3 separate regions of the Homo sapiens genome follow, and all the other regions are linked to region 3. Evidence: chromatin loops called from intact Hi-C (ENCODE). Cell type or tissue: dorsolateral prefrontal cortex. All regions are shown on one strand. Region 1 has its middle 88 kb from the start of TBCA. Region 2 has its middle 6.3 kb from the start of OTP. Region 3 overlaps AP3B1 (adaptor related protein complex 3 subunit beta 1).

Region 1 (8,000 bases), 140 kb after region 3:
GTTCTCCCTGGTCTTTTCACTGGCACCAATTTTAAGCCGAGCAGAACCGTGCTGCCTCCCCGCAAATCACCACCATCCCGCCTGCCCCTTGAACATCTCTAAACCTTTAAGCTGACCTTATTTTTGCCTCATTCTTCCTGGTTTCTCTTGTAATTAAACTGATTTTCCTGCTCAATCTCTGTGAATTCCTCCCTGTGCATGGGAGAACTCGTCCTAAATAGAGAAATAAATGAAGGAGTGTTGGGACTCCTGCCTCTTCCGGCCTGCAGGCCCTGAGAGAGCACACAGGAAGTGAGCCAGGGCTTTGGGATGGGACCAGCTGAAGTGGACTCAGCCAGGTGCCAGGCTGCTGCCCCTGTGGAATTGTTCTCTTAACCCAAACAGGAGGGCCGTTCTCTCAGGGCCTGGAATTCTAATCCCACCTCTGATTTATCTTCTGCTCATTAAGTTTGGCATGTATAACTGATTATTTCGGGAGCAATCTGGTGGCATCTGCTGGTGGCTGTGGGCACAGGATGTGTCAGCCACACTGGGCAGTAATCACACACACACATGCACACACACAAACACATGCGTAGCCGGCCACACACCCCCACAGTGAACTCTAGCAACCTCCCCTCTTAGTGCCCCTCTCTGTGTGAATACCTGTCTGGCATATTCACCATTAGGTGCCAGGGGTGGGGTTATGTTCTAATATCATAAACCACTGGCCTGGACGGCATATCAAGAGAAGACATGGGCAGGACCTGGGCTGTGTTTATGGCATGTTAGATCATGGAAAAAAAGACTAAAAACTTTAAAATGAGAACATAATCCAAGCAATTCCTCATAACAACAAACACTGTCTAAATTATCTGCACAAGTGGTAAATATATGAATACCTGTTTATATATTTAAACAGAATACTCATACTGATATAGATTGAACTAATTTTTCTAGCTTCAAAACAGATTTTGGGGGCTCTCCCCCAAGAGTTGGAGCTCTAGTCCTTGGTGACATTCGGGGATTCCTTTCTGTGTATTATAGCCACGGGTTGTGCCTGGAGGCTGTGATAAGAATTGCAGCATTATTTAAGGCAGTGAAATATGGGTCTGGAATGTTAAATTTTATTGTTGAATAGGCTCTATTGCCAAAATGCCCTTAAAAAGTGCATTTTATGTATTTAACATTTTTGTTTTCTTGTATGATCTTTGTGAAAGGCATTTAAAGCAAACCATAAACAAAGAAATATTGATATGGAAATCATTTAGTACTGTGCACAGCCACTTTCATGTAAGAAAAACATTTTTGAGTTTGTTTTTTAGACATCTATTCCCCCTACTGGTGATATTTATTCTTATTTGGCTACCCAAAAAAAAAAAAAAAAAAAAAAAGTTCAGATAATAGGAAGAGAAGAAGCCTGACTGGATTGTTTGAATATCTCAGTGATGTGATTGCTTTTGCGACAAATTCTTAAATTGTAGACTTTCTAACCCCTCTGCCACTAAGGACAGTTACTTTGCAAAGTTGTCCTTTCTCCTTGAACTCTGAAGCACGTATTCCATTGTCACTTCAGAGTGTGAAATGTGGAATGTCCTTACTGATGGGCTGTGGCCGCCACTGTTCATTTGGATAATGGAAGTTGGAGACTAAAGAAACCTTGGACTTTTCTGTCCTCAAAAACTACCTGTCCAGATCTGGTCTGCTTATAAGACACCCAGATTGGGAAGCAATATATCATAGAAGGGCCTATTGTAAGGTGTTTTTACATAATGGCTCCCTTGGACATCTTTGCACCTAGGGAAGCTTATGGAGACCCCCCACCTCACCTCCTCCATGGCTGGGTCATTGCCTTCCCATGTGCTCTCATAGCCCTTGTCCTCCTGCGGCCATATACTGCATTGTAATGACCTGGCTCCTTGGCCACCTCCCCAACAGAACCATACATTTCATGAAAGTAGGACTGGGCTTGCCTGAACCATAGTGGGTAATCCACAGAGCACAGGATACCTTTGCCCTCCCTCCAGGGCAGCAGTCGGATGCCTCGTATCTAGAAGTCCTAACAAAGCAAGAGAGTGCAGGGCAGGGCCACCTTTTTTGGAACTCCAGGGGGTTCCACTGCTGTCCACGTGAATGGTGCCCCTGAGGCTCACAGTGCCCAACCTGCATGGCCACATGCAGCCACCCTGGCTCCACTCCTTTGGGGCTGAGTGGGAGGCAAGAGGAAGACAGGGAGCTGATGCCCACCCAGTGGCTACCACATGCTGGGCACTCTGCCAGCTGCTGGCATCCACATCCATGCCCTTGCTTAGTCCTCAGGCCCGCCCATATCCACCCTGCCTCCCTCCCACCCGCCCCACTCCTGCTCCGTCTCCTGCTGTAGGAGCTAAGGGGAGCAGGAAAGGCAAGACACCTCCGAGGGGTCCAAGACCAGGTGCATGAGGATGGGCACACACTTACATTCCCACAACCCCCAGGACTGCCCACCACCCTTCTCGCTGTTCATTTCCCATTTCACAACTCTAGAAAGTAGTTAGAAGTTCTAGATACTATTCAAGTCAAAGTTTTGTTATTATTATTATGATTATCATTAAACAATACAACGAAAACATCATTTGCAACAGAGCTTTGTTGGGGGTGGGAAACACCTAGCAGGACACTTCTAGCACCCCTCGCACTGCCCCAGCACCCCACATGCCCCCGCTCTTCTTCACTGGAAAATGAGGACAAGGGAGCAGAGTGGACAAACGGAGGCTGGAAAGGCACCTGTAGTAGCGCAGGGGCTGGTCTGTGGCTGCTGCTTGTCTGAAGTGGGGAATCGTACCCCTTCCTCCTCGCACAGGCTGTTGAGTTCCTAGAAGGAGACGAAGGAAAAGCCCTAGAAGGTTTGTGTTTGCATGTGCTAGAAAGGGAGAGAAGAACCACAGAAGAACCCAGAGGCTCCTGCCCCATCCCGGGCCCTGGCGTACTGCAAGGTACCCACACATTCCATGGGGACAGGAGGGCTGGGGTCTGCTGCTTCCCTTCGGGTGGGGGATGTTGAATGGCCTGGAGCCTAAAGTTAACGCATGCCTGACCAGCTCTTTAGGCTCTTTAGAGGAAGGACTCCGCCTGTGACACGTGCCCTTATAATGTGCCCAAGGCCCCTGAAAGCCCACTTGGAGCCCACGTGGCTGTGGCTTTCCAACCCACCTGCCCTCAGGGGGAGAGCTTCCTGGAGCAACATTTACCTCAGCCACCTCTAAGCTACCAGAGCCCCTGTCCACGAATTGCCTCCACCCTTCCAACAGCAAATCAGTACCTTTGCTGCTTCTGACAAAGGACCGCTCCCAACTGCCACATCGGAGCCTCTGTTTCCTCATCCAGATGTCGACACTAGCAAGTGTTCTTTCAGAAGGAGGATGACAGGACACTTTAGGAGCCACAGCAACCACACACAGGGAACGAGCGACTGCCGGGGCAGCTGATCAAGCAGGAAGTCCCACTTATTTGTCCTTCAGGCCCCACACCCTTGCAATGACCTGTGTAGGCTGCTCCTCCACTGGAGGCTGGCCCAGCCCCACAGACTAAGCAGGGAACACAGTTTGCAACCTAAACGGGGTGGGGAAGCCAAAAGTCCAGTTAGCAGATCCCATGGGGTGGCCAGGGAGGGTCACGGAATGGGCATTTAGGCTCACAGGACTGGGGTTCTAATCCTGACCCTGTCACCTTCTTGTGTCTTTGGAAAAATCTCCGAACTGGAGTTTCTCATTCTCAAATTGGGGGACTTGATGAGATGATGTCTAAGGCATTCCTCTTCCTTAACATTCTGGAATCCTAAGAGAGCAGAAGGTATGAGGCACCCCCTGTCCTCTCAAGCTCCAGCAATCCATGGAAAACTCTGCAGCGACAAAGAGCTCTCTTCTAACAAGATTTCTGGAATAATGGACTCCTTTAACAAGACTAATGTAATCAGCAAAGTATTCATGAATCCGAAATAATGTATTAAATTTCATGTGGCCTTTTAAAATTAAGAGGGAGAGCCGAACAAAATGTACAGTGGACATTATGAACTTAAAAGCCTTGAGAAATCACTCCATTACATTTAGTAAATATGTGTCAAACCCCTGCTTCATGCCAAGCACAGTGCTAGGCTCCAGGAGCCCAGGATGAATAAGACAGCCCCTACCCTGCAAAGAAATCAAGGTATGGCGTGGGCAGACCAACATGTCAAAAATGTCATTTCAAAATGCTTTAGTAAAGACGGTGACAGAGATGTGCCCAGGATGTTCTGGGGCTCAGCCCAGCCTGGGGAAAGTTCTAAAAATGTTCTTATAGAAAGTAATGTCTGAACTGACTTTGAAAGACGTACTTCAGGCCTTTTTGCTGAACCCAAAGCTCTACAAAGCTTTCCTACTTCAGCACAATATCTACCTGCACTATTGAGGTTAGGTCAAGTTATTGTTGAGGCTCTTTTATCTTTCCCCACTGGCCAGCAACCCATGAGGACTACTGAGAGCAGGAGAGGAGAGTCAAACGTTCTTAGCCAATTCCTTTCCAATTATTCTACACATTGGCATAGGTTTGGGTTAGATTAGCATCTTCAGGCTCAAATTTTAAGTATCCTGAAGTATATTCCACCGACAGAAAAGCTGACTTAAGATCACGGATTAGGATCAATTATGATTCTCCATCCCTGAACTAGACTAGCCTTTCACCAAAGTGCTCAGTAACTTCCTTAAAGCTCACTTATAGCAGGTAGGGATGGAAGGAAGAAGAGAAATGCCGACACAACTCTAGGCAGGTTAGAAAGCTTGAGATCTTCACTGAATTATATTAAATGTCTTAAGTCTACACTTGGTGTGCTCCCCTTGAAGTGGCTTAAATTTATCGAGTTTCTAGATTAAATTAGACTTTCTTTTTAGAAACAAAACAAAAACCTTAGGAAAATATCACTGTAGAGCTACTACATACAGATATTCTGCAGATACCATTATTTTTCATGTTTTAGAAAATAGGAGATATATAAATGTCACTGGGGTTGTGAAAAGAAGATCTTGTTTGTTCCAAAGAAGATTCTAGAACAAAGCACTAAAAAGATTGATTGTGAGCTCCTAGAAGAGAAAACTGGCCTCAAGGTCTTCAGGACAAGCCACAACAAACAAAAGACAGAATTATCATAGGCCTAATAAATCTGGAATTAGGGAGGATTGCCTCGTACAGTATCCTGTAGGCATGACAGAAACAATGTGTGTGATGCCAGGACCTTGGTTGGATTCATAACTAGTTGCATGGCTCTCTGGAAATGAGCTGATTTGAATATGTGTCATCTTAGGAGTTTTGTAGTATAATGCCCTAGAGAGCAGCCTTGCAACTTTTTGGAACAAGGCAGGGAGGAAAGAGTGTAAGAGAGGAAGAAAAAGAAAATAAGGCAGAAGGAAAGAGAATAAGGGCTCTGAGCTTAATTTGATTCTGTCTCGCATTTGTATTAATTTGGAAGATGGTGTAAAGAGCATGATCACCGAAATTGTAGAGTATGCCAATCAGGAAGAGAACTGGGATGCAAAAAGTCCTTAGGATAAGATAATGGGCTAAATACAAAAGATGAAATGTAACTGGGATGAATGCAAGCTTCTATCTATGGGTCCAAAAAATCAATCTTGCAAGTTAAGAGAGACATGAATTAGCTGCAACATTTATAAAACATAAAAATCCTGAAAGACTAAGGCTTTGAATTGACTATAGCTCAATGGCAATGGGGCCAAATAATCAAATGGGATTTTAGATTAAAATGAGGGAGCTGATGGTTCTCTTTTACTCTAAACTCCTCAAACCATGTCCGGAAAATTGTGTCCAGCTCTGGGCCTCATGCTTTAAGAAGATGGTAGCAAAGTGGAATGTGTCCAGAGGAATAACCAGGAGAGAAAAAACCCAAGTGTTCTCCTGGAAAAGAGAAGATAAGAAGAAAAAAAGTGCTGACTTCAAGTGTTCAAAAGGAATTGGATTTTGGGGAGAGACAAATCTGAGACTGATATGAGGAAGAACTTTCTAACAAAGCTATTGAGAATTAAAATGGGCCACCTTGGGAGCTAGTGATGTGCCTATCAGGAGAAGTGTTTTAACACAGGCCGAAGGCTACTGCTGTAGAATGAGGTAGAAGGGTCCCTCTCTGTATACAGGTTTTCTTTATAGATTCTTGCGGGAAGTATTCTCTGTCAGGCATCATGCTGGGCACTGGGGATGCCAGGACATTGTGCCTTCCATGAGTGAGACAGATCACAATCATAGCCCAACAAGACACATGTGGTCCTGGATATATGAAAAATAAGTACAATAAGCAAGGGAAAGGGAGTTACTAACACTGCGGTGAAGATGAATTCTTGGCCGGGCAAAGCAAAGGAGAGAGTAGTGTAGTGGCATCCCGCTGGGGAAGTTCCTGGGTGTGTGGGGATGGAAACAGTCCGGTGGGAGATGAGACCACAGAGGTGGGCTGGGGCTGGGTTGTCAAGGACGTTGGGTTGTACAATAAATGAGCTCGCTCTCTCTCCAGGAGGAGGAGGAGAGAACTGGCAGGGACTCCTTAAAATAGAGATGTAGGACAGTGATTCTGGTGACAGAGAAGGTGGACTGAACTCAGGAGAAATTGGTGACAGGAAGACTGGTTAGTCATTTCCAGTTCTGAGGTACTTGATTTCATAGGGTGATAGTAAATGTGAACATCTTTGGATGAAAAATGCTTTTACAGGAGGCTAACAACAAGAGGGCAGCTCTGTGCAGAAACAAGTTGTTTGTCTATGAAAATGAGCAGAAAAGGTCTGGGCAGACCTGGCTGTGTGATCCCAGGTCATGAAGACCCGGTCCAGGACATGGTCAGGACTGACCAGGCAGGTTTTCCAGGGAGAGTAGCTTTACAGAGTTTCTAAATGAGCCCATCAGCATTGGACAAATAAGTCTTGCATGAACTGAATATAAACTTAAACAGGGAATTGGAGAGAAATTGATAGAGGGCTTTCCAGCCTTTGAAGCTCTCAAGGACTCTAAGACCTGAGAAACAGAAAAGCTGCCTCTGCCATTAGGAGCCTGCCTGGCCCTCACAGCTAGGCCTTAGTAGTCTCCTGTTGAACACTTTCACAGAACTCCAGACAAGGCCACTCTGTGAATATCATGATAAGGCAAATCAAGACCCCTTCATAGTCGTGTCTGATCTCAAACCAGAACAAGAACATTGTCCAAACCACAAAAATGATCAGACATTCCCTTATCAGGCTAATAGAAGCGACTGCTGCTGCTTTGCCAATTACAGCTTTAGCCTCACTTCATTCTTCCCATCTTTTAGATAAGATTTGTTAAGATAATCAAAGATTTATCTTGTTTCCTGATGGAATCCAATGCACAGCAGAACCCTCTATTTCCTTGAACGCTCCTCCAAATCACCTAACTGAAGTCTAAGTCCTATAAGTAGTCCTTTCTAACCCCTATTACTGAGCTGCCTCATGGTTCCTCATGGTGCATGTTCTCTTTCCTTGCAATATGTCAACAAATCCATTTGTTCCTGGTGGTCTGTGGCAGGAACACATTGACATACCATTACATTATACTTTATCCCGAGCTTTCTTCTCAGGGGTTCTAGTGTCTCTGAGGTTTTTATGTAAAATGTTATACATCACTAGCAGTGGTGGGCTAGTCCATGGACTGTTTTGAGCACAGGCCTAGGCTGTCCTCTTGTCCACCTGATGCATTACAAAACCAGCTCAAATATTAGCAGCTTCTAAGAAGATTCCTGATATCTCTTCCTTGAAATGACCCATTCTCTGAGACCCTACTGCACATGATATGAGCCTTGTTTGGCAAATATTTCACGGTGTTGTAAATATTTTTAAGCACTCTTCTATAAGAAGAATTTGAACTCATTGAGGGCAAGGACTCTGTCATATTCATTTTTGTGTCTCCAGTGTCTAATGTAATAGCATGCAGAAAGTTCACTAAATGAATAAATGATCAAATGAATAAGTGAAATGTTAGACTTGGAAGGGACCTAAACA
Region 2 (8,000 bases), 360 kb after region 3:
CAAGACTATACCCATTGTATCCACAGGCCCTAGCTCAGTGCCTTGCTCACAGCCAGTGCTCAATAACAATTTAGAGCCAGGTGTGGTGGTGAGCAACTGCAATCCTGGCTACTCAGGACACTGAGGTGGAAGGATCCCACGTACTCAGGAGCTCAAGGCTAGCCTGGGCAACATAGCGAGACCCCTGTCTCTAAAAAAAAAAACAGTCAATGGATGAATAGATAATCAATGAGTGGCATTATCCTCGGCTCTTCTTTCTCATACCCCACATCTAGAAGCACATCCTAGGCTTCCTAGGAAATACTTCTAGATTCCAACCACTTATCACCTCCTCCACTGCTCTCATTCTGGTCCAAGCAGCCATCATTTTCCCCTTGGATTATTACATTAGGCTACTACCTGGCCCCTCTGCCTCCACTTTCCACCTTCCATCCCTCCTCTGGCAAACACACACCATTTTTTTTTTCAGTACAAGTATTAGAGAAGACTGAAGATGGGGTCAAGTCATAAATTAGGGCCATATTGAAGATAGCATTTTTGTCCCCTCCCAGAGCAGGAAAACCATGGAGCCTTCTCTCTCATGTTTTAACCAGCTCAGGTAAAGACTATAGCACTCAATTTCTATTTAGGTAGGTATGGCCATGTGACTAAACTCTGTTCCATGCATTGTGAGAGGAAGTAATAGAAGCATTTTTGAGCCATGCCCTTAAAAGAAAGGAATGAGCCTTCCTCTTCATCTCCGTTTCCAGCTACCCAACATGCAGAGGTGATGGCAGGAGCTGGAGCAGCCATCTTAGGCTGCAAGATGGAAGAATATGTTAAGGAAGACAGAGAACAATAAAGAAGGCTGGGCTGGGCATGGTGGCCAAGCCTGTTTTCCAAGCTACTGGAGAGACTGAGGCAGGAGGATCATTTCAGCCCAAGGCTGCAGTACACTATGATCATGCCTATGAATAGCCACTGTCTCTCTCTCTCTCTCTCTCTCTCACACACACACACACACACACACACACACACGGAAGAAGAAGGCTAGGTTCCCAGTCTTTTAGAGCTTCCTGCCATATTGGTCTTGGCATGTTTTTCATGGGCTGTTATGTGAGAGATAAATAAAATCCTATATGTTCTAAGCCACTCTAATTTGGGGTCTCTGTTACAGCAGCCTGTGTATCCTAACTAATACATATTCCCTTCCCTACCACAGCTGCTTCCTAGAGTGTGAAAAAAAATTCTGCTGGGAAAATATATGTAAAAGTCCATCTCCTTTTTAATGGGTGACTTGGAGACCTCTCAAAAATTAAGGGGGGGTAGAGTAAATCCTTGTTCTAAAGCAGTTGGGAAAGAGCTATCTCCTACACAGAAAAGGCTCTTTGGTTCCATATGTCAGCAACTTAGGAAAGTGCAGGAGGGTGGAGAAGGCAGCCCTGTTACTGGCTTTCAGGCCCTAATGTGTGAAATGCCTTTGGGGAGTGAATGAAAGAATTAGCTTAAGGTCTGGATTTGGGGGCTTTAGTAGGCTTAAGACAGACTTTAATCACCCTTCACTCTCTGTGGTCCCAGCGTGTAAATTTTAATCACATTCACTTGCACCTCCACCCAGGGTTAGGTCTGTTTATTTATGACCCACCATTGTATGAGGCTGATCTCTCCAGCCAGAGTGCCGACTGCCCAGGGCCTGCCTCTAGGAGAAAGAGCTGCCCACCAACAAACCAGGTTTCCTGACAATTCTCTGCAACATGAAAACATGTAATATAGGTTTGGATTAATATCAACCTATATTTTGGTCAGATGGAAGATATGAAATTGTTATAAATTTGTTAGACTGCATGCATCTTCTAGCCAGTTGTTTTCTTGGAACTTACTGGTTTGACAATTTCTTTTTGATTCTTCACCCAGCTGTTCCCTACATTCAGACTTATTGGTAGAACTCCTCTAGAGATTTGCATTTTTTCTCTGAAGATGATAATCATAAATTTTCACCCAAATATCACTCTTTTATAACCTGGGGCCCATAGGCAGCTCAAGAGGGGTTTTGAACCCCCTAAAGTTTTTGGTAAATAAATGCATTTTAATGGGAGGTGGTCCATAGCTTTCACACCCCCCAAAAACATTTCTTAAAAATATGCAAGAGTTTCCATCAGCACTGGTGAGGCTGATTAGGGAACCAGTATTTGGATCACAGTAACCCCCAAATCCTTCTGTCTCAAGTCTCCCACCACCACTAGGCAGATATGGAAAAGTCACTTATCTAGGCAATGTGCCTCTCCTTGCAGTCCTTTTACAAAAATGGGAACATTCCGTGAAGGATATTACATTAACTCTTAACACCTAAGAAAGTTAATTCAAATTACTTTCTTCCTTGAGATCTCAGGTTTCTGGGTGAGAAGAAAATACAGACTGAGAAGGTAAGAGAGGGTGAGAGCCCACCAAAACAAACTGAGCTTCTTCCTGGGTTATCTTTGCCTCCTACAGGTACAAATCCTGATGGCCACAGTCTACTGTAGTGGAAAAATTCAATGCAGGCCATTGTGAGCTCTACTAAGCCAAGCATCTGTCTCTCTGTTCATCTCTCACCCCCTCAGTGCCCAACATATAGTAGATGCTCAGCAAATGTTGGTTGGATGAATAAAGGAAAGTGTGTCAGCTGCCTCATTGGTCACCTTGTGTAAATAACGTAAATTTCCTTGTCCCATTAAGAATGGGTCTAAATGATGAAACTGAGCCAAGGAGAGGGCTAACAACCTAATTAGAAATAAATACTGAGGCATCACCACCTCTGGACATTGGGAGCATGCACATGTATACACTGTGATGCAGAGAAGAAATTCATAGGTCGTCCTTGGCCTAATAAACCAGAAAGATCAGAGGTACCCGTTTAAGACCCTTTGGAATAATTTATTTTAGACTTAAAAAAAAGACATGGTAAAAACAGAGTTGTTGCCTTTTCAGTACTTTAATAAAATGTGGAAAGAGACTTGGAGAGAATGAGAACCCCCGAGGCCCTTCCACGCCAGGACTCCCAGACGCGGTGTCCGCGCGAGCTGACCCGGGGTTCTGGGGTGCCGCGGTGGCACCCCTGCCTCTGAGCACCTGTTTTTGTGACACCCTTTTCCCGATGGAGCTCACATCTACCCGGGAGGACTTCCACCTGTTCCAGAAGTTTCCTGGACTGACCCTCGGCACCCGCCCCAGGCAAGGGCCCCTCCCTCGGGCCGGCTTCTCCAGTGTTCGGGGGCCTGGCAGTTGCTTGTGCCAACCCGGCCGCCCAGCCGAGGCGGAGCGGGCCGGGCTGGCGGGGCCCCCTAGCCGCTGCGGCGGCTTGTGTCCCCCGCCCGGCCCGACGGCGCGGGAGACGCCGGGAGGAGGCCGCGCTGCGGGCGCTGCGCCCCCTGGGGGCCGGGCGGGGCGGGCCCGAGTCCCCTCTGGGACCGCGGCACCTCCGGACCGCTGGAAGGCGACGCGGCGGCCACTTCGGGCGGACGGGCCCGGCCTGCAGAGGAGTTGGGCTATTTTGTAACTGCACCATCCACCCAAGCCTCATTACCACCTCTTAATGAGACCCCTTTACTCCGTGACGTGCAACCGCTCCATCTCATTAAGGAAATCGCTCTTCAATGCTGATTATTTTATTTGCAGCCATAATTATATTTCTTTCGGCTAAATCACGGTTTAATCGAGCCCACATGGAGGGCAGCAGCACTAATTACGGCGGGGGATGCGGCGACGGCGGCGGCGGCGCGGGCCGGCTGGGGGGTGCGGTAGGGGGTGCCCGGGCGGCGGGCGCGGCCGAGGGGCCCCCGGGCGGGGAGGGGCGCGGGCGGGGGGCGGGGGCCCGGGCTCAAACACAACAACTTATTACTTCTAATTCCCCAACTGTCACCAAATCACCTGCACGAAACAAGAATCTAATTTGTTAAGCTGGCATGTCTGCAGATGGAAGATCGATCTTCTCTGTAGATTTCTCTAATTGAGTGAATATAGACGCCCGGAATTAGCCGCACTCGGGTTGCGGGGAGGGGACGAGGGTCTGGGAAGCGGGGGAGAAAAAAAAGGGGGAGGAAGGGAGAAGACAGAAGAGAGGGAGGGAAGGAGAAAAAGGGGAGAGAGAAAGGGAAAGGAGCGAAAAGGGGAAAGAGAGACGGATGGGAGGACCGATGGAAAAGAGAATGAGAGGAAGGAGTGGAGGACGGAAAGGGAGAAAAAGAGAAAGGAGGAAGGAGGAAAAGGAGCAAACAGAGAAAAGGAAGAGAGCATAAAGAGAAGGGGGAAAGAGAGAGAAAGGGAAGAGGGAAAGGGAAGAGAAAGGGTAGGAGATGCAAGGAGGAAAAGATAGGGAGATGAAATCCTATTTGAGAAAGGCTCTTCACCCATAGATGCAACTCCCTCCTCCACCCCACCCCCCGAAGCGTAGAGTCGCTGGAGCGGCCGAGTCCCGGCGTCTGTTGCAAACCTGGCACTAATTGCGCCCGAAAAGAAAAGGATTGGGACGTAGGAGCCGGGCGGGGAGCGAGCGGGGAGTGGGCGAGCGCAGGCGGCTCGAAGAAATGGCTTACAGAATTACATTTGTTTTTCTTGTGATTTTATTAAAAGTCACTCCTCATCTCCAGAATGCGTGAAAATATCTACTTTCCACTCAGATACACCGCATTAACTTGTTGGAGGCGAATTTGTTTGTTTGTCTATTTTATTTATTTGCTAGATAAGATTGATGCAGTCTTATTAGCGCTATATCTAGTTATAGAAAGAGATAAGGATGAGATGTTTTTCTTTTTATTCCAATTACTAGCCTTGTCACCTAACTGAATAACTGATATATGATTATTTATCCTGAGTAAATAGAAATCAGAAAAGCAACGAACTTAACACATGCAAACAAAATCTCCATGTCACTTATTATATTCCGTGTGGCTAATTGGGGCCATTAAAATTACGGGGCGAAAGGCAAAAAAAAAAAAAAAAAAAAAAAAGAGAAGCAAGATACGCAGTCAGGGGGCGGATACTAATCCGTCATTGTTTTGTGTCGAGCTTTCTGTGTGGAGGGCCGTGAGCGCCAGTAGTTAGAAGGGAAAGATGGGAGAAAAAACGAGCAAGGGACCGGCCCTTGCACCCACGAAAAGTCAGGCGGGTGGACTGTCTGGTTGAAGTTTGCAAACTCGAATGTGTGGGAAACTGTTTACTGCAGAAAAGAAAAAAGTGTATATGTCGAGCTCGTGTATTGCGAAAGGCTTCTGGGTGGGATAGGAAATGAGACTCTTTGGGGCAGGTTTCTGCCCCTCCGCAGCGCCTGGCATGCCCCCTCCGTGTGAGTGAACAGGCAAGGAACACGCACTGCTCGCACAAGCACACACAAGTACACGTGTCATGCACACGCAGCCTGCTACCGGCGTTTAAAAAACAGAAAGAAAGCCCCAAGTGTGGATCCTGAACGTTGCTTGGCATTTGGCTCCGAGGCTGGGGATCCTGGGTCCTGTAGGCAGAATTGTTGCGGCCAGAGGGCCCCCTCAGCGACATCAATCGAACAGCTGGCTGAGAGCCTCCCGGAGTCCCTGCGCTCCCAGCCCTGGGAGGCCAGGAAGATGCACATTTGGGCTGGGCCCAGGCCTGTTTGAGAAGGGTTAAAAACGCTTCACTTTGCCCTCCAGAGCCCTCTCCCGAAGGCGAGCGGAGGACCCTTTCACAGTGGCCGGGCAGGGGCACTCAGAAGAGAAGCCTCTTTGGCTGTGGTCTCTATTGCTGGAAACCTCAAGAGAGTTATTTTATGCAGAGAAGCATGGAAATGCCTTTTACCCCTTTACAGACACTTGGCCGCCCTCCCAGGTCTCCTTCCTACTAGTCATCCCACCCTCAAAATGACTCCCCGAAAATAAGCCATACACTAAGCAGTCTCAAACTCCAGAGTGGCCAGATGCAGACCACCAACCCCAGTCTGGGACAGGGTCAGGTGGGGAGAGTGGAGGCTGAGGGGGAGTGTAGGTTCTGGTACCCAGGGCAGGATGTGCGGGAAAAGTGGTCATCATTGTTCCGAGCACAGTGGACTTGAGAGCGTCCTTATTTTCTTCTAGTATGTGTCCCCACCCTTTAATTCTTTTCCATTTCTTAGGTAGGCCTGAGGAACACGATCTGATTTGCCATTGCGTTTGGATTATTGCCTATCTGGAAAAGTAAACAGGAGTGTGCAAGTCACTTGATTTGTTTTCTGTAAGCAAATAATACCCAAAAGCATGGCTGTAATTTACCACGAATTAAAATTGATTCTTTTCATCAGGCAAGAAAATAGGAAAATGTGAGATCGTTAATTATTGAGGGAGGAGCTCCTCATTAAAGGGAACAATGTTACAATTCAGCATTTAATAGCAGGAATGTGAATAATAACGCGCCATATTTCAGCCCACTGTCTGCAAAGAAAAGAGAGCAGTTTACAAACAACTCAAGCAGCCGAAAGTTACATTTAATAAACCTCCGAGGTTTTTGTAAGTGGAAAAGCAATTAGGGCTCTGGGCATACTACCCAATTCTTCCCACAACACCCGGTATATATTTTTATTCTGTCTGTTTCTGTGTCTACAAAGGATTCACAATGCACGCAGAAATACGATTAGAGAGACAATCAGAATTACAAATACAATCAGCACAAATTCCTCTGGAAGGCACCAGCTGCCCGGGGGCCCCATCCCACCCCACCTCCCGGTCTAGACACACATTTCTAAGTCTTGATCTGGAACTGGACGGCAAAGCAGGAGTAAAGACACTGATTTGATAGTTGCTGTGCTTGTAATTTACATTATCAGTCATCAAGTTTTTTTTGTTTTGTTTTTTGTTTTGTTTTTTTTTTTTTTAATTCTCCCAGCAAGCCGACTTTCCTCGCAGCTACAGAGTTCTCTGGCTCTGTCTGGGCGCGCAGGGCGGCTGGAGTCAGGAGCCGATTCCCTGGCCTGTGAACGCTCTTTGTGCTTCGTTAGAAAAGAGAAGGAGGGAAAAGGAGAAAGAAAAAAATGATTTCCCTGTGCATCGTCCCTTGGCAGGATCTTGTACAAAATTCAATCTCTATTTTTTATGAGAAGTAAACTGTCTAAATAAATTTTATTAGGGGCAACCAATATATTTTCTGGTAGTTCCCTTTGTTCCACTTCTACGTGTGTGTAACAATCTAAAACCTATTTATTGAGGAAAAATCACTGGATCCGTCATAGAAAATCCTTTTACTTTGCTTTGAAGTGATTTCTGAAGACATTCTTGTCATTCCGAAGATTTGGGGGCCATTGCGCTAAAGCTTCGCCTTGTTAGGGACTTCAGTTCCCATGATCATGTGGGAAATGCCTTAAATTATCAACAGCAATGGGCCTGACCGGCACTTTCCCGGCTGCCCCAGGAACGTGGGAAGATGACGGGGAATAAAACTCTGGTAAATACATATCAGGCGCTACCCAGGTGGATTCAGACATTGGCCAAAACGAGCTACCGAGAGGGAACCGGGAGCAGGGGGGAGCTTTTTACATCCAGGCTATTGTCGTTTTTCTCGCTCTGCCTGCTGGCGGCGGGCACCTGGCTCCAACTCCAGCCTGCGCCCTCCCCGCCTCGACGCCCCACACCGCCCCCTTCCCACTCTCAGATTTCCCTTTTTTTTTCTTTCCTTTCTCCCTTCCCCCCCCCGAGATGCTTATGCTCTGAAGTCTTGCAAGAAATGATTTAGTTTGTTTATACTGCTATAAAAATCAAGACCAATAGAAAAGTCATAAAATGAAGCGGGCTATCAATCATGCCGCAACATTGTTATTCAGCGGTTACTAACAGAGATGGATAATCCTTTGATTTCGTCCCATTGTTATTACTCTGATGTGTCTTCACATTAACTATTACACATTCATTTATCGACCTGAAAGATACAACAAAACAGAATATACGAGCGAGTGCGTGTGGGAGATCGCTGCACAGCCGGCGCCGTTCCGGGGGCGACTGTGGGATGGGGACACTAGCGCTTGTGTGCACGCACGTGGAGACGCGCGG
Region 3 (8,000 bases):
ATAAAGAGTAGGACCAAAGCCACTCTAATATTTATTAATGGTAATCAGTTTGGGATTATTTTTAAAAACACCAAGTATGAAAAGCATTTTTACTACTAGTATTTTAAGAGATTAAAATTTTCAATATGATAAGTTACTCTTGGCTGGCTTATGTTCTATTTAATTTTTCAGGATCTTTTCTTTCTGAGAGGACTTTTAATAAGAATTAGTGTATTCGTTCTAACCCTTTAATGAATAGAGTTTCCATTGCCTAATTTTGGAATACTTTATTTCTACTACTCTTCAAATTTTATACATTTTTACATTAAATGCCAGGTAAAGAAATACTTAGTGTAAGAATTATCTAAGGAAAAGTGAACCTTTATTAATGTGGAGTAGTATGTAATGGTATAAAGTACAGATTTTAATTGAACACTTAATAGAAAATGATTCCTAACACAGCAACAGAAAATGGCCCTCATTAAGAAAAGCCAATTAAAGGCGCACAGGTTTTATGAAATACACTTCAAAAACCAGAGACATTTTTTATTTCGTTAACACTTTTAAAGATCAATTGAGAAAGCAGCTCTACTGTTAGATTATATGATTTTTAGTTGTAATTTTCTAAATGAGTGATAGGATCAGAGCCAAACAGTATACTATTGAGAGACTCAACTTTATCTTCATTTCTGTCGTACTTACTTGAAAAACCTGCTCTTGGAGAACAAAATCATCTTATTGAGATATACAGAGTGGCCGGGCATGGTGGCTCATGCCCGTAATCCCAGCACTTTGGGAGGCCAAGGCAGGCAGATCACTTGAGGTCAGGAGTTCAAGACCAGCCTGGCCAACATGGTGAAACCCCGTCTCTACTAAATATACAAAAAAAAGTAGCCAGGCTTGGTGGCAGGCGCCTGTAATCCCAGCTACTTGGGAGGCTGAGACAGGAGAATTGCTTGAACCCAGGAGGGAGAGGTTGCAGTGAGCCAAGATGGTCCACTGCACTCCATCCTGGGCAACAGAGGGAGACTCCATCTCAAAAAAAAAAAAAAAAAAAAGAGAGATACAGAATTATGGTCATTGCGTCAATCTGCTGTTTTCCAAATTACAGTTAACGCATGATAAGGAGTATTACAAAAATGAGAAGTTCCATCATCATCAAAAAGCATTTATTAAATATGTAGCTGAATATCTTCACTTCCTGTGTAAGATATTCAAATTTATTTTAATGAGATATACATTGTGAAGGTCTTAATGCATATTACTTAAGACAATACTAGTAAACTAATACATAAATAAAGTGTATCCCAAGGGCAAAATGGACAGCATTAAACCAGTATATGAATGGACTGCAAAGGTGAAAGGGCAAGACCTCATGTGTTCGAAGGTAGGAGATTAGAGGCGTTAGCTGTGGGGATCCCAGTTTCATTCAGGGCCAGGAAAACTTTCATGTGATTCTCTGTGAAATATCCAGGAAGGGTTTAGGAAGGAGGTTTGTGTTCAATGTCGTGGAAACTGAGGTGCCTTGCTTTTGTTACATTGCATGTCCTCTGATAACAGCACTTATGAGTAAGTGCAGTGGCCAAAAAGCAGAAAACAAAAAACATGTAGCTCCGAAATCGCTAAGGTTTTTCTGTACAAAAAAATCATGTGTGAGTTTGTGTAAAACTCAGATTTCTGGAACCCACCCCAAAAACTCAGCTTCAGTAAATCTGAGAAAGAGCCCAGGAATCTCTATTTTAGGCAGCACTCCAAGTGGTTGGAAGGCAAATGTTCCGAAGTCCACAGTTTGAGGCTGCCTGGAATTATCAAGCTGTAATGCCACATGACACATTTCAAAATATTTTTTCCTATGTTTATATGTTTTATTTTTTACTGATTAGTCAGTAAGGGATGCCAGTAGATGAGATGTTTGGTTTAATTTTTCTTACACATATCCCAGAGTGCTCCAGCAAGACAGTGTATTGTCCATTACGGGAGTACATTAGAGCAGTGTCTATAAAACAGTCTTAGACCATAACTGTGTATGTCTTTCAGCAGTCTCAGCCATCTCACATTTTCACCCATAGTCAGAAATCCTGACATTTGTATACAATAATATTGTTGAAAAAGTTGTCACACTTACCTACTCATTTTGCCTTTTCATGAACCGCAAATTAACCCTCTGAGGAGAAAAGGTGATATTTGATTGAAGACAGAACATCCTGTCTCTGCCATGATTCTATTTTAGTTCTTAGCTTATTCAGTAAGATTCTGGAGCAACTTTCATTATTAACTTGTATTCACTACTGATATTCCTTCCCCTCTCCCCCTCCCCCACCCCCCCGTATATCTTAATTAGTAATTTGGATTTTGTTTATCCTGTCACTTTTTAAATTTGCAAGCTTTTACCATATGCAACTTGTGGATAATTACAATCCTAGTCGAATAAATGTTGGTTTACTGTTGTCACTAGGTCCTTAACTATTAGGAAAGTCTGGTGCTGTGAGTGAAACAGTGTATCCATTGGCAACCAAGTAGTCAACTTTTTAATTTATCAACACACATAAAGACAGTTTATTTCAGGTTTAAAATAAAAGTCTTATTATTTAATTCAAGTACAGGTAAAGAACAACTTGTTTCATTTCTTTTTTTTTTTCTTTTAAGACAGGGTCTCACTCTGTTGCCCAGGCTAGAGTGCAGTGGCACAGTTGTAGCTCACTGCAACCTTGAACTGGGCCCAGGCAATCGTCTTGTCTCAGCCTCCTGAGTAGCTAGGACTACAAGTGCATGCCACCATGCCCAGCTAATTTTTTTTTTTTTTTTTTTGTAGAGACAGGGTGTCCCTATGTTGCCCAGGCTGGTCTTGAACTCCTGGGCTCAAGCAGTCCTCCCACTTTGGTTTCCCAAAGTGTTGGGATTACAAGCATGCGCCACTGTGCCTGGCCAACTTGTTCCATATCTAGGCCTTAAACTCACCCAGTTAATCACTGTTATTGCATACCTGTTTGAAGGTTGTTAATAGGGGAAATACTGGTACACATTATTTTTGGTATCCTAAAAAGATCTATAATGTGTAGCTCCTTCACTTAGTATTTTTTTGGAGACCTTTGTGACAGATTTTGCTGGTGCTAGGGTTGCAAACACAAATGGCAAAGACACTTCTTGATGGGGTCTCTAATATTTCCCTTTCTCTATTCTTAGTTTGATTAACTTTTGAGTTACTGTTTTTGTTTGTTAGTTGTTTTCTTCTCTGTTGGTAACTATATGGGATTTGAATTCTGGGTAATTTTGGAGAATTTGTAATTCTCCAAAGAATTTTTGCTTTTCAAATAACATTGGACATCTTGTTGCCCTAATTGTATAAGCCCTGATACTACTGTCAACCTTCTTCATTGTATAAACAGAAACAAAATTTTGTATAAATAGTTTTAAGTATAAAACTATCAGGCTCAGGTCTTTTCTACAATATGACAAATTTTGAGTCTCAAACAGGACTGAAGATTTGTAGAACCTCTTTAGTAATCAAAACAGTTCTTTCTCAGGTTGGTGGCTGTCCACTAGAGGACAGCACTGCATTTTTATCTGACTGCTTTGAACTCTGCAGGCCCTGAGCATCAGTTCATTGACAAACAAATGCGGACCTCAGTTAATTTTCACACAGAAAGCATATTTGGATATTTCAGAAGTAACCAAACTGCACAGCTGATTTTTACTTTAAAACATTCTCTATTTAAGTTTTATTTAAGTTCACCATTTAATGTCCTCTAATGCAACAATTTTACTAATGGGAATCTGTAACTGTTTCACGTAAAAATGAAAGAAAGGTATTCTTGATGCTTTTCCTTCTGGTTTGACAATTTTGTAAGGAATCAAAGAGAATGGGGTAAGAATGTATTTGTTTTACTATTAGTTTTCCCTTGTTAACCCCATCTCACCCCACCCCCACCAGACAAACCAGAAATGCTCTGAAATAACTGGGATGTTTTATGTCTTCTTTAAGCAAGGGCACTTAGATTTTTTAGCTTTCCTATATAAAGAAAGAGAATGCATCATTGGCCTGATAGTGTGGGGAATAATTTTTTTATACCATCTCTGAAGATTAGAGTAGGAACTAGAGAGTCCTAAATTATGGTGGTTGTTTATTTTTTATTTTAACTTTTCTCATTTGAACGTTAGAGGAAAATACTACAATATTGTTAGGTGATTTTTTAAATAACTGGGAAAAATACATTGCTTTGTGTAAATTCTCTAAAACTAAATCACGTGTAAATGCTTTTTTTGTCCTTCACTATTAATTCAATAGTGTAATGGTTTAACTTTAAAATGCAATTTTATAGTCAACAAAATAGAATTTTTTACAACTTACAAATTCTCTGCCTGTTTAAAATGTTCTACTATAATAACTCAAGGTAATAAAGATTTATAATTTTAAATCCTTTGGCAGATAGCGCTCCAAATCACTATACTTTGGTATTGATGTTTAGGAGGCTTATTCCAACCAGTATTTCTTACATATAATGATCGTGCGACTTCATTACACATTTGTCAACTTTGGACTAATTATTTTTATACAGCTAGGGCAGGGCACTGCATCTTGTGATCGTCTTTCTTACTAATAGGATTCTGTCTGCTTCAGCAGGCAGTAATTGAAGGCTTCATGTACAGAGTACAAAAAAAAAAAAGTTTTAGCCTGAGTGGGTCATTGTCACAGCTTCTGGTAACCAGTAGAACAGAAAGCACAAGAAAATTGAACTCAGAATAGAAAAATCAGAAACCAGGAAGACTATCCAAGAGAAGAAAAAGCATGTCTTAGAGCTGTTGCATTAAGTATAGCAAATCTGATTCTGTGTAAAAAATGTTATGTTTGTGACTACCCTGGAGACTGACGCAGCCTCTCAGATAAATACTTTTAAATTCATGCTGTACCGTTAATGTTAATTGTTAGAACAATTGAATTATAGGATTTCTTTTCCTTCTAACAAAGAACATGTATGATTTATAGCCAGTTTGTTACAAATCTTAAAAAGTATAGTTTAAGTGCATGGAGAATAAATCTGTGTATTATAGATATTAGATTTTTTTCAAATTTGTTGTTGCTATTTGGTCTGTTTTTATAATTATGACTATAGTTAAGACAAAATAACTTTTTAAGAAGAATGAAACTTTTTTTTATTTAGCTTTGACAACCAGCTTATTCTGTCTTTTTCGTAAATCTTAAGAATTCCTATAGGCTTCAAAGATTAAATGTCAATTGCTGGAGATAATAGACAAAGACATTTAATAAGATGAAATACAGATATAGCCAAACAGTTTTACCTTCTCAGTTGGTGATTACAAACAGCAAGTGGTTGGTGATAGAATGAAATGAAAAATATCTAGATGGTGTCCTTTTAATAACATGGAGCCCGTCATACACAGGCAATACATCTTTAACTGTCATCGCACTTATTTGTTCTCATTTGTGGTGTTACTGCTTTTCGAGGTTGATTGGTCTCCCCGTAGTCCCTCCCTGTGTTACAGCTCCATTCAAAAAGGCTTTGTATTTTTCATTGCTGGTGTCTCTTTAGGGAGAGGAGAGTAGGGGATATTTAAAATGTTTTAAATCTTTAAAGGCAGAAATGTAAAATATATGAGGAATCAAGTCCGCACGCTTTGAATTACGCATTACTACAAAATCAAGTAAACAATTTTTGAAGAGAGGACTCTTCCTTCTTAATGTTTTTGGAACAATAATAGATTATGTGTATATTAGGTAAATGGGAAAAACTTTATCTGTTGACTGATAAAAACAAATTATTATGGGTGCATTTTTGTATATATGAAGATAATTTGTGTGACCTGGAATCAGAATGCTTGGGTTCAGATTTCTGCTCAACCAGAAATTTGGTGTGTGGCCCTGAGGAAGTTCTTCAACTTCTCTGGGCCTCGCTTGCCTCATCTATAAAGTGACCTGCCTCATAGGATTAAATGAAATAATTCCAGTGAAGCACTTAGAACCCACTGCCAGAACACAGTAAGTGCTTAACAAATGATAGCTGCTATCATCATTATAGTGATCAAAAATTTCTCATGCCTTTTGAAAAAATTTTGTCACAGTGTGATCTTAGTTCAAGGCCAAGCACAGAGGTTCTGATGTCAGCCATTAAGTTTAGTATGTAAATATCTGACCCACGCTGACTTTATAATCAATGTTTCTGACATCCCAAAGCTAGCTATTTATTACTTATGAATTAGTACTCTTTCCATAACTATTTTTTGCATGTATGTTGAAGCATAGCCTGTGCAGGAGTTAAATGATGAATAAATCTGGGGTAGTGGTTTTTGCCTTCCGAGGGCCAAAACAAACCAATTTTGATCATGCTGTGTTCCAATTAAATATATCCTTTCTGAACTGTGAAATGAGAATGTCAGAACATCTGATCTTCTAGTCTTCCGCTTTAAAACATTGCTTCCACCATTTGTGTCCACTAGAACATAGAGACCTAGTTAATAAAGGCAGTAGCTTTTACACCAGCTAGCAGATTATGTTGCTAGGATGATTTGCTTAGTGTGTTTCCATTGCAGCGTAAGCAGATGCCTCTTTTCTTTCATACCCCTATTCTTTATAGTACTGAGACTTTTGTGGCAATAGGATTTCAAAAATATGTCCAAGATACTAATTCTAATTTCTGTCAACATACTGACACCAAAATTGACATTTGTCTCTGCCAACTTTATATTAATTGTAACATTAACTCTAAGTTTTTTAATAGAAAAGAGACAAAATGTGCCTTGGGGCTGTGCCACCCTGAAATTCAAACAACAGTGCTTTTGTGTTCCTATTCAGGCATAATCTCCTTCTCTATGGTCCCAAGGCACAAGTGTTAAGTAAATAAAGGGACTAATAAGACTATTGTTTACATAATTATAACCCTGTCAGAAATAGGGACCTCTGTTGAAATATTTGTTGAGTGAATTACACACGTGATGACCGAATCTGTGGGAAAAGTTGCATAAATGAATGGGAAAATAGAGCCACCTCATATCCTTTGGTGACGTGGTTTTACAGGAATATAGAAACAGCATTCTCCTATGAAGCAGAAGAGCCTGAAAAATTTAGACAAAAGAAATGCATAAACCTGTGAGGAGCCTTAGAAAAGAGAGATCATTTTAGGGCTGGTGATCTTTATGTTTCTCAAAGATGAAATTGAGGTACCTAGTTCATAATCTCTCATGTGTACGTCTGAAAAGCAGATGGATGTGTGTGTTAAGAGGTTTATAAAAACCTCTTTAAAAACATTGGTATGATTTATATTCCTAAACTGGTTACTTACAATTGCTTCTCTCAGTAGGAATACTGCTCTGTCAGATTCCTTGCAAGTTTTCAGCATGCTTGTAGAGTGCACAAGCAAATGCCTAGGAAGATTTTCTAACATATTTTGTTGATAGCCCATTAGCTAACATTTTAAAACACAACTTCAAAGTGTTTATAATATTTGAAATTTAGTAAAATTAGCATATCTGTTTTGGTTTGGATACATTATTCTAATTATTGTTGGACAACCTAGTTCATGATTTTATTTGTCCAAAAATGGCTTGTTTGGTTTTAAAAAAATTAATGTGTTATGAGATCTTGATGTTATTTTTTAAAAAACCCAAAAAAGAAATTACTTTTCATTTAAAGAGAATCTGCTTCCTGCTTAAGTGGCTAATATTTTAATTAAGTCGGGAGTGAAGTTTTTCTGAGTGTCTCCTGATAAACTCCCTCTTTTATGTTGATGGTAATTAAACAGATCCCTGTGGACACCGTGGGCTCTGTGCGAGGCCCATGCTAATTGTCAGACATGAGACACTGACCAGTTGGTTTGCTCTTGAATAGTCCGCAGCGTGCTGTTAGCGCGGCAGTTTTATTTTTATGTATTGTGAGCTGTTGTCAGGGCTAACTGGGTGCCATTGTGGCTGAAGATGTTGCGCAAATTGAGGCAGATGGCTCAGATTCAGACACGTGTCATATAGAAAGGGGCAAGGGGATTGGCCCTGCAAAGTGGGGTCACAGCAGG

Evidence for each region. A loop is a pair of places that touch in the nucleus more often than their neighbours do. Peaks named below come from ENCODE experiments on the same cell type or tissue, not always from the same donor. Only the 100,000 strongest peaks of a DNase experiment are listed, where the experiment ranks them.
Region 1: a loop joins it to region 3, with 7 times the contacts of the local background. A loop is called at or near these places in 20 of 110 quality-filtered maps.
Region 2: a loop joins it to region 3, with 3 times the contacts of the local background. A loop is called at or near these places in 46 of 110 quality-filtered maps.

The regions. Positions count from the first base shown.
Region 1 is chr5:77,860,609-77,868,608 of GRCh38, reverse strand. No RefSeq gene overlaps it. Among named protein-coding and RNA genes, the nearest start is that of TBCA, 88 kb to the right of the region's middle. In dorsolateral prefrontal cortex, CTCF peaks have their summits at 499 (motif pointing left) and 1,297 (motif pointing left); a DNase peak (open chromatin) is centred at 518; H3K27ac peaks cover 1,168 bases.
Region 2 is chr5:77,641,056-77,649,055 of GRCh38, reverse strand. No RefSeq gene overlaps it. Among named protein-coding and RNA genes, the nearest start is that of OTP, 6.3 kb to the right of the region's middle. RefSeq lists a silencer at 3,251-3,470 and enhancers at 3,581-3,630, 3,485-4,045. In dorsolateral prefrontal cortex, a CTCF peak has its summit at 3,432 (motif pointing left); no DNase peak of the experiment used is centred here; H3K4me3 peaks cover 2,580 bases; H3K27me3 peaks cover 5,408 bases.
Region 3 is chr5:78,004,079-78,012,078 of GRCh38, reverse strand. All of the region lies in intron 26 of AP3B1 (adaptor related protein complex 3 subunit beta 1), which reads left to right. Among named protein-coding and RNA genes, the nearest start is that of TBCA, 230 kb to the right of the region's middle. In dorsolateral prefrontal cortex, CTCF peaks have their summits at 3,322 and 3,524 (motif pointing right); DNase peaks (open chromatin) are centred at 3,548 and 7,898; H3K4me3 peaks cover 333 bases; H3K27ac peaks cover 4,508 bases.